2 separate regions of the Mus musculus genome follow, and region 2 is linked to region 1. Evidence: chromatin loops called from intact Hi-C (ENCODE). Cell type or tissue: gastrocnemius. All regions are shown on one strand. Each heading gives the region's core, and the rest is flanking DNA. Links, peaks and the distances in the headings are about the cores only. Region 1 holds the start of Cldn11 (claudin 11). Region 2 overlaps Gm42201 (a long non-coding RNA gene).

The links. Hi-C counts contacts between places; a loop is a spot of excess contacts. Peaks named below come from ENCODE experiments on the same cell type or tissue, not always from the same donor. Only the 100,000 strongest peaks of a DNase experiment are listed, where the experiment ranks them.
Region 2: a loop joins it to region 1, with 7 times the contacts of the local background. A loop is called at or near these places in 7 of 42 quality-filtered maps.

Annotation. Positions count from the first base shown.
Region 1 is chr3:31,146,331-31,155,745 of GRCm38, forward strand. Cldn11 (claudin 11) reads left to right here and starts at 3,590. Exons shown (of 3, transcript NM_008770.3): 1 at 3,590-4,045; 2 at 7,584-7,748. The coding sequence starts at 3,820. In gastrocnemius, for the core only: no CTCF peak of the experiment used is centred there; a DNase peak (open chromatin) is centred at 3,586; H3K4me3 peaks cover 742 bases.
Region 2 is chr3:32,312,461-32,321,875 of GRCm38, forward strand. The region is part of intron 1 of Gm42201 (a long non-coding RNA gene); the gene reads right to left. Among named protein-coding and RNA genes, the nearest start is that of Gm42201, 9.1 kb to the right of the region's middle. In gastrocnemius, for the core only: a CTCF peak has its summit at 5,339 (motif pointing left); a DNase peak (open chromatin) is centred at 5,379; H3K4me3 peaks cover 202 bases.

The DNA.
Region 1 (9,415 bases), core at 2,356-4,855:
CCTAAGCCTTTCTTTTCAAATATCTTCACTTGATCTTAGCCAAAAGGCCGAGAAGCGATCTTTTCAAATATCTTACAGTAAGAATAAAAACAAATTCATATGGAATATGATATTGGGTTTAAGGCCAGAAGATAGAAACTCAGTTCTCCTCTAGAACTTTCTAGTTCTGCGTCATACTGTGGGGACGTGGAGAGGTGACATGGCAGAGTTTCTGAGAGAAAAGGAAAGGACCTGGGACTGACTGGGAACCACTGGCGACACTGTCTGGGTGTGGTTGGACTCATTGTCACACTGGAGCGGGGCCTGAGATTGTGTGGGGCTTTCTCATTTACTGCATTATGTGGGAAGTCAGATCATGATCACTGGGGACACTTGTGATGCTGTCACAGCAAGGAATGTGGGAGAATCCCGATGTCAAAAAAAAAAGTCAGAAAAAAGAAAACAAAACCACAAGAGAGCTGGTGGGCTTTACCCAGAACCCAGAGCCCCTGGCCATGGGACTGTGTCCTCAGCCTCTGTGGCCCATGCTCTGTACTTCCGTGGCTGCCTGGGCTCCTTTGAACTGGATAACCTTTTTGCTCCTGGCTAACTTATTCAGCTAGATTGTATCTCTGCTGGCCTCCCTCAGGTGTCATTTTGTGTGTCTGTCATAGAAGATGATAACAATAACTTAATTATTCAGTGTCTTGTCTCTTACATGCACCTTCCATTTGTATGTGATTTATGTTACCTTTGTCTTCACAATACCCCTGGTGGGAAATTCACTCTTCTTGTTTCCAAGTGGAGATCATGAGAGTCACATGGGCAAGGGAACAGATCTAGAAGGAATGTGTTCCCTGGGTGTCTCCTTCCAAGACAAAAAATTTGACAGCTTAGTTAAGTCATTTTATTACTTCGTGCCAAAGTTCTGAAATCTGACTTTACAAATGTGTGTGTGTGTGTGTGTGTGTGTGTGTGTGTGTGTGTGTATGCATGTGCATGCATTCATGAGACCCATGGGTGGGCAAGCCATTACTTAACTCTGATTGAGTGAGCTGTCATGTGGAGAACATTAACTCTAAGAATGTAAGAGTTCTAAGAATATAAGTTTCATAGCTAGTTTTGCAGTGAATTGATGGAGCTCAGGGTTTTATAGTTTATATTGTCCTTAGCACAAAGCTAGTTTTGGATATTAAAGGGAATATCCGTCAACATCCAGATGAGTAGACTTTATGATGAAATACTCCGTAGACTTGATGGTTCCTTCGAAGAGGAGCTATATTTCCATAAAATAGTTTGCATAAGCCCTCACCCTGCGAGAGCAAAAGGAGACTGCAAGAACAAGAATTCTGAGCTTCACATCGTAATCTAGTGTCCAGGTTTCTTGAGGATTTGTTGCAGACATTGCTTTCAGCTCGGTATGTATAGTGACTCAGATACCCATAAAAAGAACTATACGGTAGGCTCCGTGTTCATCCCACTTTACAAATGACAGGGAACCGAGAAACATTACATAAAACCGACGTGAAGGCTCACAGGGAAAGGCACTGCCATCAGCCTGAAGTCCTGCCTGTGGTCCCTGGGACCCACTCGGTGGAAGAACACTGACTTCTGCAGCTGTCCTCTGACCTCTATGCGTGTGCCATGCACACATATGCACACAAAGTAGGTAAATAATGTAGTAAAAGACACACGGAATTCTCAGGGGTCGGATACAAACATACTTATTCTTTTAAAAAGCAATGTGAAATGTTTTGATCCCGTAGGCAGTAGTAGTGGAGCCAGGCCTTGGACTATGCAGGCTGGTCTGGGTAGCTCAAATAGCGACTAACTTGTCAATCAACAGCACCAGGCCTGCGTCAAACACATTGCAGGAGTTATCCCCCATAGGCCACAGTAACAGTAATAAAGTGTTTGCCATTCTCACTCCAAGACCAACCCACCAGTCACATAGGCTGAGCCAGCCCAGTGCAAGGCCAACCCACCAGTCACATAGACTGAGAGACAGCCCACTCCAAGACCAACCCACCAGCCACATAGATATCCCACTAGTCTCCTTGATCAAGGGCAGTCTTGGCTTGAAGAGTTGGTGGCATGTATGACCCCATCCATCATGGGGATAACTGCAGCAAGCTCAACAGGATGATGAGCAAAATGTCCATTTGCTGAAATCTGCCACCATTTTAAATAGAATAAGAGGAGAGGGGGAAGAGGCCCAGGTGACTAGATCAAGCCATACAGTAAGATAAGCAATCCTTTTCTTGACTTAAAATTGCACAAGTCCGAAGCTGTAGCTCAATGGTAGAGCATTGTCTGGCTTGCTCAAGTCCGTGGGTTCATCCCCAGTGCCTCCCTCCGCCCAAGGGCACAGAATGAGCCTTATCTGAATGCGTGTAGAGAAGGGGGCTGCCTGGTAGCCTTTGCTGATAGCTTCTGCTTCCCACTCAATCTGGGCTATCGGTTTTCTCGGTGGAGAACAGAAGCTAACTTATTTACAGTGATCTGGGCAGAATGCCTGGCTTTTAATGTATCACAAATGGAACACCAAGCCCTTTAGGAACATTCAGAAAGTGATAACCAGGATGGATTCTCAGGAAAGGTCAGGGACAGGAATGAGCGGGGCCCACGGAGTCTCCTTCCTAGCTGTGTGAACTTCAGGAGCTTGTCCTTTGGGGGGCTGTTTCTTCTGTGTAGAATTGACAGTTGTCCCCACTGCAAAGTGTGGACAATTCAGTAAGCTGTGGTATAAGAACACATGCACTTATCAAGTATTAATAACAGTGAGTAATCGTCACCATTATTGTGACCAGAGTTAATTCTGCTGGCACCATCTTTATTGTGTTATTTGTTTCTTGCGAAGTGTGTATGTGTGTGTTTATGTGTGGCGGTGTGTGTGGGGTGTGTGTCTGTGTACACACGTGTGCACTAGGAGGATGTCCCGTGTCCTGCTCTATCCCCATCTACCTTATTTCCTCGAGCCACAGAATGGCACTGAACCTGGCTCTAGAATGGCAGCTAGCAAACTCAGAGGTCCTTCCGTATCAGTCTAACAGCACCGGGTTACGGACTTAGTAAGCACCATGGCAGGCTTTGTACTGGGTGCTGGGCATTGGGATTGAGGCTCTCTCGTGTGCCAGCGCAGTAAGGGCCCTCACTTACTAAGCTATCTAAGCCCTCTCCCCGGTCTTTTCTTATGGCAACATCGGAGTGCTGAATGTGTCCCCTCTGTTCCTTAGGGGCATAGGAAAATGTACTAGGTGCCCTTGGAAGTGTCCACAGCAGAGAAGAGGGAGCGGTCGGAGAGTTGGTAGAAGTTTAGGAGGGAGACATAGAGAGAGAGAGAGAGAGACTACTTCTCTAGGAGTGAGACTACGCTTAACAAACCCAACAGGAGCTGGACGCGCCCCCTTCACTCTGCGGGTCCCTATCGGGATGGGATTAATTTAATTCCCAGCGCTGACCGTGTGTCACCAGCCGTGGGGCAGCCTGCTGCCCCTCCTCAGCCCCTGCTCCCTTCTACACCCGCACCGAAGCCTGGCTTGCGATTGGCCGGCTCGTCTCGGGGGCTGTCGCGGATTGGCGCTTGCCAGCCCGGGCCCCGGAGTTTAAAGAGGGGGCGGGGACGCGCTGCCCAGCAGCGCTGCAGTCCCCTCCAGGCGCACCTGTCCCCGCTGCACGCTGTCGCAGCAGTGCTTGCAGCCGCTCTCTCCCCATCTCGAGTAGCCCGGAGCCAGCGGCTCGCGAGGGCCAAGAGGGCAAGCCTAGGGAAGGCTCTGTCCAGGACGACACAGGGGGCACAATCCGTGTGAGTCGAGCTGCGTGGACGTCGCTGCGGCCACCATGGTAGCCACTTGCCTTCAGGTGGTGGGTTTCGTCACGAGCTTCGTGGGTTGGATTGGCATCATCGTCACAACGTCCACCAATGACTGGGTGGTGACCTGCAGCTACACCATCCCCACCTGCCGAAAAATGGACGAACTGGGCTCCAAGGGCCTGTGGGCTGACTGCGTCATGGCCACTGGTCTCTACCACTGCAAACCCCTGGTGGACATCCTCATCCTTCCAGGTAAGGACTCCAAGTTTGCAAGCAGCTTCCAGAGGCAGGTTGGGCTAGAATTGGGGATTTTAGACAGGGCTCTCAGAAGTTTGGAGACTCAGAGACCTCTGGATGATACATTTTTGACATCTCCAATCCAACCCTGTAGGAGAATTAGTCCTAAAGAGCCACCTGTCAGCCTCAGTTTCTTTATCTGAACATGAGATGATAAAGGTAACACTGGTCAATCAATGGCTTTGAGAATTTCATGAATCAAATCATATACACATGGTGGGAAATCATATACACTATTGTTAATTCCCCATGATTTCATCATCCCAGGTACCCAAGCTAATCGACCAAAGAGACACTCCAGTCCTCCCCCCACCCCCACTGTGCCATCTCCAGTGGGCTTCCGATTAGAGCTGTCTATAGGCCCGAGGAGAAGAGAACAAAGGGCAATTTCAAATAGGTGTAGGCTGAGCTGAGCTTCTTAGACTGCATGGCACTCCGGAGTCACCCGGATGAGGTTCCGTTCACATTCGAGGAGTCTCTGGACTGCCCGGATTAGTGAGTCTCAGTTGGTTCTCTCAGTTCAGGGCCTGCTTATCTGACTTGTCACCATCTTTACCTACCGTTTGCCCCTGGGATTCCTGCAGTGACTGTGCTTCCCACCCTCTCTCTGCCAGGGTGACACCCTTCTCCAGTTCTGCTCAGCAGGCTGCTAGCTATTGGGAAGAACAAGTACCCTGCGGGGAGGAAACTCCACCAGGGAGACACACTCAATGCCTAGGGTCACAGAGTGGGGTGGGGTGGGGTGGTCGTGGTGGTGGTGGTGGTGGGGTCGGGAATGTCGGGCAGCCTTGGAAACCCAGGGTGAGGGAGTTTGGGAGGGAGCATCTTTGGGTGTCATGGGAAAGTTTTTGGAAACAGTTTTGAAACCTGTAGCCAGTTGGATGACTTGGGTGGTTGTGAGCACCACTTGTGGATTTCTGCTAGAAATCTGTCACCCCCTTTGGCTTCACTGTCACCTAGGTGAGGTGGCCTAACTCCCTCTGGCCTTGTCTGGGTCATGTATATATTTAAGGGCATAGCCAGGCCCTAAGGTCTCGAGAGGAGCTAAATTTGTGCCTTCTCCCGAGAGCGCATTGGGGTTTTCAGAGACTCTGTACCCCCTTTTAGAGCCTTAGGTGCCCTCTCTTTTACAGACAGGACATTTGGAACTCACCTCCCTCCTCACAGCTCACTCACTGCTGACTCAGCTTTATCCCAGGATGCAGAAGTAGGAAACGAAGCCAGGGCTTTGTTTATGTTAGGTGAGCTCTCTACAGTCTGAGCAATATCTCCCCTCCCACGTTATATTTTAAATTCTCTTTGCATTCTCTCCTGGTCCACACCTTGCCTCTACCACATAGTATACCACACGCTGCATGTCACACCTTCCACTTGGACATTCAGAAGAACAAACATTAGGGAACCCTGGTGTGGACTCAGCTTTAGTTAACACTGGCTTTGGTAGACCTGGGTTAGACTCCAGCTCTCAACAGTCTGGGTTATCTGAGACAAATTGCTAACCTCAAGAAACCCTAGTAAATTTTCTTTAAAGAATTTAAGCCAAGCTAACCAGTTATCTTTCAGGATTGCTTATGGGAGCCAGTGAGTCAAGGAATTAAGTCCCGCTTTGAAGTAGGAGGTGGTCTAGGAAGGACAAATGTCGTTTTTCTACTAACAGCTGGGCATGGCTGTAGAGATTTCTAACTGATGCATAAAATCATTTTTGTTTCCTTCCCCTGAAATTCCCTGAGCATTCGGTGCCAAATGGTTTGTTTTCAGAACACACAGGCCACGCTGGGGGCAGGGAGTATATTTTTGTGGAGAAGCTTTTTGTTCTGTGTTCCCGACCTTACCCATCGTGTGGGGGAGGGGCACCCTTCTGTCTCCATCTTCTGATTTCTAGAGGTGGCCTTGGTACTGTAGCACGTGGACAGCCTTGTGCCATAAACTTCAGAGCATCAGTCTGTGTTGACTGCTGCCTTTGTGTGGGCCCTGGCTCTCCTCCCAGCTGCGAGGGAGGGCTGGGCTGAGGCTCCTGGGGTCCACAAGTCTGTGATATCTGATATGTTATTTCATTCTTAAGATGAGATGGGAAGTGGTTGGAAGAGAGCCCAGGTGACACACCTTAAGGGGCAGTGTTGATGCTGCGTGTTGGCACACAAGGGAGGTTGGCTGGATGCAACATGGGGGCCCTGGTATATGGGAAAGCGCTAGGGTCAGTTCTTGGCCTTGCCCTTAACTCAGCCCTCCTCGGGCCACAACCCTAACTCTGCCTGAGCAAATGAAACAGATGGACAGCGGTCATTCTATTTTTTTTTTAAGCGAGGAGAGTGTTCCGATGAGAAACAATAAATAATGTAAGAGTAAAACAGTGAATTTAAATCTGTGACATTTCCCTGGTATCTGCTCATCTTCATTTTACAGGAAGTTGTGCGTATTATAATCTGCATCTTCATGTGGTCTCACTTAGAATTTTTGACATTTCTGCATTTCTCTTTCAACTCACTTCCTTCATTGATAGTTATGCCGTCTACTGTGGGGGCATGAAGACCAAGACAGGCATCTACTCTACTGGAATCTCCAGAGTTAGAGATACACCTTTTAAGCATTGATAGACCTGTGGAGAAACACACCCAAGCACCATTAATGAATGAAGCAGGAAATGAAACTTGGTCAGCTGAGGGGATGGGAGTCAGGAGGACAGCAGCCTCTGGGGAGGAGGGAGAGAGGTGAAGTCTTAGTCTGAGCTTACAGTGTAGTAGTTCAGGGCTCGCATATTCACACCAAGTGTGAACTGAGGATAAAGTCACGTAGTATGCTGAAGTAGTGATACCACACTAGGTTGAGTGTGGCGCCTTGTGCTTATAATCCCAGCCCTGGAGAGGCTGAGGCAGGAGAATTGCCTTGACTATGGTAAGTTTCTGTCCTGAAAAAACAACCTATCACACTGGTACAGAGCAATAATGCTAGTCCTATTCTCTACCAATCTTTTCAGTACTTAGCACAGAAATCTTTTTATGGACCCTTTGAATTGTGAGCTTAATTGTCAGGAGAACTGTTAGGCAGTCGTGTGGGGTCATTATTATTATCATCACTCTGTAGATAACGCGAGTGAGATACAGTAGGTAACCGACCTGCTAACATTGCACAGGCAAATCAGGCCACGGTAGACTGGAGTCAGCAACCCAGCATCACAGGTGACCTTGTTGAACTTCTAGATGATCTTCAACAATGTGTTACAGTAATGCAAGCGAGTGCATGGCTGCTCCACCGTGGCCTGGTGTCTGTGTCTTCATCCAGGTTCTGTCTTTCTAGCACCCTCCCTAAGTGGAAGGTGTGGGGTGATCTTGGATAATATTTATCAAATTTGAAGTCTCAAGAGGGGACAAGAAGAAGAAGAAGGAAGGTGGTGTTGAATTCCCGAGAGGTGGGACTCAGGAGTAGGAGGACCTCTCTCTCCACCACGCTCCCCCTCCCCCAGTCTAACTCACCCTCTCTGCTCTCTTGTTCCCAGGCTACGTGCAGGCTTGTAGAGCCCTCATGATTGCTGCCTCCGTTCTGGGCCTGCCCGCCATCTTGCTGCTGTTGACAGTTCTCCCCTGCATCCGAATGGGCCACGAGCCTGGAGTGGCCAAGTACAGGCGAGCCCAGCTGGCTGGGGTGCTCCTTATTCTGCTGGGTAAGCTTTCTTCTTGGCATCCCAACTCCAGTGAATGTGAAGAATCTCAGATCTTGCTGTTGCTACTTCAAGAGAAATGTGCAAAGAACTCAAGAGAACCCACTGGCGACAGAAAGCCACATTTGTATCCCTTTAGATCATATTCCAGAGGAAGTTTAGATGGGACTCTATCTACATCTGTGAAAGGAGCCCATAGGTTAATAAGAAAATGACAACCCGGGGGACCCTGGAGGAAGAGGGTTGCAGGGTGGCTCTCTGAGCAGGCTTCAGAGTAGAATCGGATTTGAACGACTTGTATTTAGACTTCATAGCAAGTCAATTGAACTGGAGGTTCCTGGGGACCAGGTCAGGGAGGATAGTTTTAGGGAGCTCTGCGGGGGGGGGGGGGGGCGAGGTGGGTGATTCTCATTGCAAGAGGAAATGAGAGCCTCATGGGTATATAATGAGAGGACAGGAAAAGAGGAACATAAAGGAGAGGTATGGAGGGTGGTAGACCAGTAGGTGATGGATCAAGGCTTTGTTCAGTAAGTGTTCATTAATCAAGTATTGCAGGCACTGTGGTAGGCAATGGGGTCCCTGCTGGGGAAAAGGAATGCTGGATTTGGTGTGTATAGACACTCTGGGATATGGTCTGTGGTCACCTTAAAAAGGCTCCCATGCAGTGAACAGGGAGGAAGGCACCTAAGTCACACTGCAGGTGTGTCCCAGAGCACAGGAATCCAGGGGTCAGAGGTGAGGAGAAGGCCATGGGTTGTAGGGCAGAACAATCAAGGCTGAGGAAGTGTGTGTTCATTCAGTGTTGCTGATCATACTTGTACACAGGGACTTGAATTAACTCCCTGCTGTGGGTCTGGTCTCCTGTACTGCAAAAATAAATGCTAGCCAGACAAAGCACATGTATAATCCCAGCCCTTGCAAAGGAAAGGCAGGAAGATCAGAAGTTCATCTTCTTGGCTAATGAGGCTAACCCGGGATATATAAGACCTTGTTTTTTTAAAAAAAATTCCTCTGACCTTTCGTATGAGAGCTCCAGAAGAGGGACAATATGTTAAAGTGACTGCAGACAAGCCGTGGAGGGAGAGGGACAGCTGAAGTGGACAGATGCTTGCAGGGATGCAGGTGTGCGGCTTGCTTTGCTTTGTTTATTTTGGGGATGGTGGAGGAAGCAATGTGTGGTTTGAAACCAGATTAATAGAACTTTCTTTTTTTTTTCTTTTTGGTTTGAAGGCATTTATTGAAGAAAGGCAGAGAGAGAGAGAAGGGAAGAGAAGTAGAGGGCAGCTATGGCAACATGGAGAGAGCTAGACCTTCCTCCCTCCCTCCCTCCCTCCCTCCCTCCCTCCCTCCCTCCCTCCCTCCCTCCCTCCCTCCCTCCCTCCTCTCCTCTCTCCTCCTCCTCCTCCTCCTCCTCCTCCTCCTCCTCCTCCTCCTCCTCCTCCTCCTCCTCCTCCTCTTCTTCTTCTTCTTCTTCTTCTTCTTCTTCTTCTTTTTTGAGACAGGGTTTCTCTATGTAGCTCTGGCTGTCCTGGAACTTGCTCTGTAGACCAGGCTAGCCTTGAACTCAGCGATTCACCTGCCTTTGCTTCCCGAGTGCTGGGATTAAAGGCATGCACCATCACACCTGGTTGATTTTCTTTGTCTTGCTACTATTTGCTTGTTTGCTTGTG
Region 2 (9,415 bases), core at 4,180-6,679, 1.2 Mb after region 1:
AGCAGCAGAATGTTGGGTCCTGTTTGTGTAGCCAGTCTGTTAGTCTATGTCTTTTTATTGGGGAATTGAGTCCATTAATATTAAGAGATATTAAGGAAAAGTAATTGTTGCTTCCTTTTATTTTTGTTGTTAGAGTTGGCATTCTGTTCTTGTGGCTCTCTTCTTTTTGGTTTGTTGAGGGATTACTTTCTTGTTTGTTCTAAGGCATGATTTCCGTCCTTGTATTGCTTCTTTTCTGTTATTATCCTTTGAAGGGCTGGATTCGTGGAAAGATATTGTGTGAATTTGGTTTTGTCGTGGAATACTTTGGTTTCTCCATCTATGGTAATTGAGAGTTTGGCTGGGTATAGTAGCCTGGGCTGGCATTTGTGTTCTCTTAGTGTCTGTATAACATCTGTCCAGGCTCTTCTGGCTTTCATAGTCTCTGGTGAAAAGTCTGGTGTAATTCTGATAGGCCTTCCTTTATATGTTACTTGACCTTTCTCCCTTACTGCTTTTAATATTCTATCTTTATTTAGTGCATTTGTTGTTCTGATTATTATGTGTCGGGAGGAATTTCTTTTCTGGTCCAGTCTATTTGGAGTTCTGTAGGCTTCTTGTATGATCATGGGCATCTCTTTCTTTATGTTTGGGAAGTTTTCTTCAATTATTTTGTTGAAGATATTAGCTGGCCCTTTAAGTTGAAAATCTTCATTCTCATCAATTCCTATTATCCGTAGGTTTGGTCTTCTCATTGTGTCCTAGATTTCCTGGATGTTTTGAGTTAGGATCCTTTTGCATTTTGTATTTTCTTTGACTGTTGTTTCGATGTTCTCTATGGAATCTTCTGCACCTGAGATTCTCTCTTCCATTTCTTGTATTCTGTTGCTGATGCTCGCATCTATGGTTCCAGATCTCTTTCCTAGGGTTTCTATCTCCAGCGTTGCCTCGCTTTGGGTTTTCTTTACTGTGTCTACTTCCCTTTTTAGTTCTAGTATGGTTTTGTTCATTTCCATTACCTGTTTGGATGTATTTTCCTGTTTTTCTTTAAGGACTTCTACCTGTTTGGCTGTGTTTTCCTGCTTTTCTTTAAGGGCCTGTAACTCTTTAGCAGTGCTCTCCTGTAATTCTTTAAGTGACTTATGAAAGTCCTTCTTGATGTCCTCTATCATCATCATGAAAAATGTTTTTAAATCTGGGTCTAGATTTTCGGTTGTGTTGGGGTGCCCAGGACTAGGTGGGGTGGGAGTGCTGCGTTCTGATGATGGTGAGTGGTCTTGATTTCTGTTAGTAGGATTCTTACGTTTGCCTTTCGCCATCTGGTAATCTCTGAAGCTAGCTGTTATAGTTGTCTCTGTTAAGAGCTTGTACTTCAGGTGACTCTGTTAGCCTCTATAAGCAGACCTGGGAGGGTAGCACTCTCCTTGGTTTCAGTGGGTAGAGTATTCTCTGCAGGAAAGCTCTCTTCTTGCAGGAAGGTACCCAGATATCTGGTGTTCGAACCGGACTCCTGGCAGAAGTTGTGTTCCACTCACTAGAGATCTTAGTATCCCGTGGGGAATCCCGTATGGGCCCTTGTGGGTGTCAGGTGACTCTGCTGGCAAGGAAGCCCGGGGCTCGAGTGGAGCGGAAGGGGCTTTTGCCCCGGGTCAGGCCCGGGTAGTCTGCTTCCCTATGTACCACAGTCTCAGGTTCCGCGCGATTGGATTGGGGCTGGCGCTGTGTTCCACTCACCAGAGGTCTTAGGATCCCGTGGGGAATCCTGTGTGGGCCCTTGCGGGTGTCAGGCAACTCCGCTGGCCAGGAAGCCCGGGGCTCGAGTGAGCATTTCTTTTCATGAACGCCTACAATGACTACATCGCTGAAGAAGTTGAAGATAAATGGGTTGCTGAGGCTTGCTGGCTGCCAGGCTAGGGGGGAAAGTGAACTCCAGATTCAGAGACATACTTTGCCTCAAAAATAAGGCAGAGTGGGGCTGGAGAGATGGCTCAGGGGTTAAGAGCTCTGGACATTCTTCCAGAACTACTGACTTCAAGCCCGATAATCACATGGTAGCTCACAGCCACCTAAAACGGGATCTGTAGCAAACACATAAGTAGATGCTCACAGTCAGCTATTGGATGGAGCACAGGGCCCCCAATGGAGGAGCTAGAGAAAGTATCCAAGGAGCTAAAGAGATCTGCAACCCTGTAGGTGCAACAACATTATGAACAAACCAGTACCCCGGAGCTCTTAACTCTAGCTGCATATGTATCAAAAGATGGCCTAGTCAGCCATCACTGGAAAGAGAGGCCCATTGGACACGCAAACTTTATATGCCCCAGTACAGGGGAACGCCAGGGCCAAAAAAATGGGAATGGGTGGGTAGGGACGTGGGCGGGGGAGGGTATTGGGGACTTTTTGGATAGCATTCTAAATGTAATTGAGGAAAATACATAATAATAAAAAATATTAATAAATAAATAAATAAGACAGGATCTGATGCCCTCTTCTGGCATGCAGGTGTATATGCATAGAATATATAAATAAAATAAAGCTTGCATGCAATGACATGGACAAGAGATTACCCCTTGCCACTTGTGGCAGGAGGGAGAGCTGGCCCCTAGGTCCTTAGGTATTAACGGAGGGAGTTTCATTTTGGCTAAGAGCTCCACAGTCATTTACTCCATTCTTTGACCAATTATGAGGCCTTATCTGCTTCCCAAAGAAAAAATGAAGCCTCTCTGACCAAGACTGAAAGCTGCCCAGATTTATGCATAAAACAATAAATGTTCAGAAGGCGATTTGACCACATTTAGCCAAACATTAGTAGGTTCTTCCCTAGAGTCTATGAACTCCCCAACCATAGGCTTTTGACCAGGTTAAAGTACTAGGCATGAAACACCTATAAAGTCAGGTCATCATTGTACCAATGTGCATATCTTGCCTAAAGGCTGGTGTTGTAGCACATAGGGCCCAGCACTGGGAAAGATCAGTGAAGTCTTTCCTCCCCCAGCAGCCTGCACAGCACCTCCCAGTGCTGTGGAAAATAACCAGAGGGGAGGGAGTCTCTCTGACCTGCAACTAAACCTCATTTTTATTGTTTAACCATATAAACCGAATAATAGGAATTGGTACTAAAATATGTAACCGTTTTCATTAATTCTTCAAGTTTCCACTACAGTTCTACAAAGATTGATGCTAAATGTAACTAGAATCCCCTTAAGCAACTTTGTTTCCCTCTGTTTTGTTCCTCTCCAAAAATATGCATTTAGAATTAATTTCCCCTCCGTGGTCCAAAAAAAAAAAAAAGAAATCTTTGTTTAAATGGTTAAGGATTTATGGCAGAGCGGGAGCTCACAGGGAAAGAAGACATGAGCCTAATACAAAGGAATGTGCAAACATCAGTCATAGTATAATAAAGAAGGAAACATGGGCAGATGTTAGCTTCAGATGCATAGAGCCAGCCCATAAGTACCCTGAGCAGGAAGTGCATGGGCATGGGCCAGAATACAGCCAGATATGGTATCTGCTTTGGAAACAGCTTAAACACTATCTAGCAGAACAGAAAGGTCCCTAGATCTCAGCCATGACAAGTACTGAAATCTAAGCCCACCGGAAGAGCTAGGGCCTTCTGGTCCCTTGTAGCCAATGTTTTGAACTTCAGAATAATTAAATCACAGTCTCCAGGGAGCCCCAGGCCAATGCTAGACTTTATATTGAATGATCTGATAAGACCTCATGAAACCAATCACCTCAAAATGTGCAATATTTTTAATGTGTAAGTTCTATTTTTAATGATCAAGCAATGTATGATGCAGCCATACCTCCTCTTTGCCTGAGACTGTTTGGGGGAGAACAGTAAGGCTCAGAAATGACATCTCATAGAGCAAATATGATTTGGGTTGTCTTTTCCTGAACATTTAATAATTCTTGGATGTTCTAGATGCCCTCATGGAAACAGAGGTATTACAACAATCAATTCCAAGTTTCAAACAGGGCCACTAGAGAGGCACTGCTCCTGTTACCATGAAGATTATAGAAAGTTCAGAGGCTAACAAGAAGCAGAGTTTTTGTCACCATGCCAATACCTGGCCTGCTTTCAAACATACTTTGCCTTTATTAGATTCATCTTCTAATATCTGAATTAAACCCCATTAGATGAAAAGACTCAGGACAACCTGGGAAAGAAACTAAGTGTGTTCTCCTGCTTTTAAAGTGTCTACTTATCAGGCTGGGGAAATGACTCAGTGGTTCAGAGCACTGACTGCTCTTCCAGAGGACCCAGGTTCAATTCCCAGCACCCACATTGCAGCTCACAACTATCTCTAAGTCCCATTCCAGGGGATCGGACACCCTCTTCTAGCCTCTGCAGGTACTGTCTGCACATGGTACACAGACAAAATACCCATATGATAAAATAAAAATAAATAAAATCTCAATAAATAAAGTGTATATTAAGGGATCAGTGGTTAGAGTGCTCACTACTCTTACCAAGGAGTCAGATTTGGTTCCCAGTACCCACGTGTGAGCTCGCACTGCCTGTAGCTCCAGTTCCAGCAGATCCAATGGCCTGTTCTGGCCCTCCTCAGGACTTGCACATACATGGTACACGTAAAAATATGTAGGCACGCATATACAGAATAATAATAAATAAATCTTTAAAGTGAAAGATCAAAAAAGCATAGAAAATCAAATTACTGAAAAATGTAAACTAGCAACGTATATGCCTTAGCAGAATGGCAAAGGGTTCCAAAAGTAAACCAAAGACAGACTTAGACCAAGCAAGACTTGGAGGGCAAATAATGTGAAATGCATGCTAAAAACCCTGGTCTTTAAGCCTGACTTCAGCACTCACTGCCTGGGTAGCCCTGGACGGTAAGTAATGCCATCAGACCAGACAGATCAGCTGAAAAACTCCTTTCTGCCTTTGGCTCAGTACCCTGCCCTGCCCCCGTCTCTCCATACTCCCCTCACACAGACCCTCTCCCTTTCCCTCCCTCACTCTCTTTCCTCCCCTTCTCCCCTCTTTCTGTCTTCCTTTATTTCCCCCTTCCTGCTTTCTTCCTTTTCTCAGTAGCGACCTGAAGAGCCAGCATCTTAGCCAGCAGAAGACCGGCAGGTACAAAGAGCCTCGACCAAGTTTGTTACAGCTGGTCCCCACTAGAACTCTGAAGTCCCTTGAAGCTAGAGAATGACACGACATTTTTATTCATTTAAATTTTCAAAACTATTAGCAGAATCATGCCATCAGTTCACTTAGAAAAGCAAACATTACCTTTTTTTTTTTTTTTTTTTTAATCAAAGGCGGGTTTCCTTTTCTAGAATTCTAATCAAGTAAGCCGTATATAATGAGTGCATGGTGAGCTGCCCTCTTCTGTTCGTAGGCAGGCAGTGCAGGGCAGGCGGCAAACGTTAGCTCTGCGCAGGGCTTCACAAGGTAATGTGGACACAGCAGGATTTTAACATCTAGAATATTCCTACTGACCTCCAGCAACTGGAATATCCCGTTATGCCGAGTGGCTCCTCTTTGCCAGTTAAGAAGTACCCGTTCCTCTCTAGGGTGGCTGACCAGCGAGCTCTCTGGACCTGCAAAAGAATCTTCTCTTCCCGGTGAAGTAGAAAACATGACCTTGGGCTAGTGGCTCTAAGCCTGATTTCCCTGGGCTACTGAAGGAACTCACCAAATGTGTAAACCATGTGCCTCCCCCTTGTTGCTCCCTTTCTGTGTGCTTTGTCTTCACACTCACTGCCTAGAAGCTCGGAAAATGAAGCCAAACTGCTAACGTGTTCACACTCCCGCCAGCACCTTGCCACATGTGCCGCCCCACCATAACTTCCTCCGTGTCAGCGTGCAACTGACAGAGCAGTCAAGAAACAGACAAGCAAGGGTACGGGACCAAGCAGCTGCTGCCGGTTGCGTCTGGGCAGGAAGGAAATGCAAAGGAAAAGGGAAACTGAGGCCACTGAACCATCAGCAGAAGCTTGGGGCTAACGCTCCAGTCAAGACAGAGTTCTTCCATTGTAAGCCCAGTTGGTTGACTTCTTTTCTCAGTTACTCTCATGACCTTTCTTCCCCAGAGTCCACTGAGGTGTTTTCATAAGGGCTCCTTATTCCTGGAACACACTTTCCTGTGACTATCACCAACTCTAACGCCTTTTCATCTTCTTTACTATATAAAGCCATTCCACCTAATGCCTTAAGACCGTTAATCTTGACAGAGATCAAAGCCAATTGCATTTGCTTTAAAAACATATTTAAGTCGTCTCCAAAACCAAATATCTTTAACATTGAAACCCCATCCTTGGATCAGAAGAAAGTGCTGGAAAGCTTTCTGCCTCCCAGCCGCACCAGCTAGATTCCCCAGTTGATACAAGTGCCTACTAGGAGAAAACAAGAGTCTACAGAACCTCTCAGCACGCAATGTGTTGAATCTACTAAGTGATCCTGCTTATTAGTTAATTAGAAAGGCAGCAAGCTTAAAAGGGACTGGGGAGATGGCTCAGTGGGTAAGAGTGTTGTTCAGTAAAGCATAAGGACCTACGTTTAAATTCCTAGCGCCTATGTACGGGAACGCATGTCTATAACCCCAACACTGGGTCAGAGGCAGGCAGATCCAGAGATTCACTGGTCAGCCAGCATAGATTGAAGGAGGAGTTCAAGTTCAGAAAGTAAAACCCTGTCCTAAGGGTTACTTAAAGCAGAGAGTGAAGGAAAAAGACATCTGATGCCTTCCTATGGCACAACCACACACTCACATATATGCAACACATGCAACAGCAGAGGGTGTTTATATGCATGGTACAGATAACATAGTGAGACAGATAAAAGCAGTAATTGCCTACTCCTCCCACATGCATGTAAGTGGTCTAGACCCAATGTTACACCCTGTCTACTAGCGCACCTGCAAGTTGGAGATGGGCTATTGTTATTCACGTATTAGTTCACCTATATTTCTTTTTGAACATCTATCTCGTGCCTTAGTCAACTAGACTGAAAAAATGACCCAATCAATGGGACTTTTATAGCTGCCCATTCCCACCATCTTCACCCTTCTCACTCTCTAGGAAAGAAAAAGAGGAGGAAGAACAGAAGAGTATGAAGCCAGCATTAAGAACATTTAGGGCTGGGCTGCCTGGCAAGCATGAAGACCTGAGTTCAATCTCCAGACTCCATTAAAATAATAATAATAACAAGCCAACCCAAGGTGGGCATGGTGGCACAGGCCCTTAGTCCCAGCAGAGGCAGGTACATCTTTGTGAGTCCAAGGCCAGCCTGGTCTATAAAAGTTTCAAGGTGGCCAGGGCGGTTACACAGAGAAACCCTGCTTCAAAAAAAAACAAAAAACAAAAAACAAAAACAAAAAAATGAGAGAAAGAAAAGAAGGGAGGAAAGTAGGGAGGGAAGGAGGGAGGAGGGAGGGGGGAGGGAGGGAAGGAAGGAAGGAAGGAAGGAAGGAAGGAAGGAAGGAAGGAAGGAAGGAAGGAAGAGGCCAACCAAGTGGCAGGCACTCGTGACACTAGCAATGTTGAGACACAGGCACACAGCTGCTCAACCACACCTACACACTCACACAGAGAGGTGTGGGGGGAGGAACAGTGCAGAGGCTGGCACAAGCTGAGTGAGGGCAGACCTTGAACAGCAGAATGATCAAGCCACAAGCCCCACACTCCAGTACCTGCTCCTCAGCCTTCTTCACCCCTGCTTTGGGAGCCAAGAAGATAGCTTCTTCAAGCACACTGTATGGAACATGGCACTCGCCTTACAAGACATGTGGATGGCCTTCGAGAAACCAGAGATGGAATGAGAAAGGACAATCGATGTACTCAGTTTGTATGTACAAGATGCAAGTCGCAGCACATCCCAGTGATCCTTAGCTCTTGGTAGGCACAGGCAGGATAGCAAGTTCAAAGCCAACCCGGGCTACAGTGCAAGGCCTTGTGGGGGGAGGGGCTCATGAGAATAATTCATTTTAGAAATGATGGAAGAGGCCAGGTATGGTGATGCACACCTATAATCCTAGCACCTAGGAGGCAGAAGCAATGGCATCACACATTTGCGACCAGCCTGGGCTCTCTATCAAGACACTGGCTCAGAAAGACAGAAAAGATAATCAGCAATTTGACACTAATAGAGCTTTCTATTATCAAGGTATGTGCTCCAAGAAGTTCAGTTAGATCTCACCTCATTACCCACTTCAGACAGGGCATCAGCAAGAGATCAAAGCTATGGTTCATTAGGTTTACCTGGAGACATAGGTTATAAAAGCATAGCGGGTATACAGGGATGGGGACAGGGTTACAGAAGCATGAGAGAGTACTTACCGGAGCATAGTAGAGGTCTTAAAGGAACATGGGGAGAGGTGACTTGCAAAAACATAGATGACTCAAAGGCAGCTGCACCAATGAAGAGCCCACCCTAGCATGGATGACAGCTCACAAAAGCTGCTTCCTGGCCCTCCCTGTCCAGCTTGCAGACAGACCCAACCCTCAGCAGTTGCTTACTGCTTTATATGACCCTGGGAAAGGGTCTTGTATGTCTTGTAAGATCTCTGAGATCTCTGAGTCTTAGGAGCCTCCTGCCCTCCAGGAGGAATATTTTAATTCAGAGGAGGTATGCGCACAGCGCCCCGTCTAAAAGGTACTCACCATTATTACTTTCCTGTAAGAAAGAAAGTGTCAAAGAATGCATGGACACTGGACATTCTCCATAAGAATGTCACCTAACAGGAAAAGGCCACTCCCATCAGTGAGCATGCATGCATGCCTTACTACTTCTAAGCATCCATTTCTCTGTGAAGATGCTGGCTAAAATGGTTTTCTTTCTTCTCCTACAGTGTTCCCTCCTTGCAAATATTAATACCATTGATGTGGAAGGCTCAGCATCCACTTTTAGCCTCTTTTCCTATGGTACACCACTCTCTACCACATACTCCACACACGTGTATAGCATATGTTACATTACTTTTTCTGGGGAAATGTGAACAGGTTATCTCTTCACACCAGATAGGGAACCAAGAACTGATCAAAGCAACAATTCTATCCAAGTCCAGCTTAGGAAGCCAGGGAGTTGGTGCAACTTACAGAAGCATGGGTAAGGGGTCATTTCCAGGAGCATGTGACTCAGACACAGCTGTATCAATGACAACACCCACCCCAATGTAGGTGATGAGCTCCTAAATGCCATTGATGGATTCCAGCGTTCAATAACCTCCCGCCTTCCATATACTCTGCCTGCCCACCAAAATAATGTGCAGCTGGAAGGAGGGAGCAAGGAGCCACTGGAAGCCCCAGTGAAGGTCCTGTGACTCTTCCCCCTCTCCTACAAAACTTAGAAAGCACTGGGTTATCTTGCTTATTTCACTGCCATGACAACAGGGCCTACATGTCAGGACAGCAATCTCTGCTCCATGATAACCAGTGGTCATGTCATTTCCAGAGAAAACAGCCCAGTAGA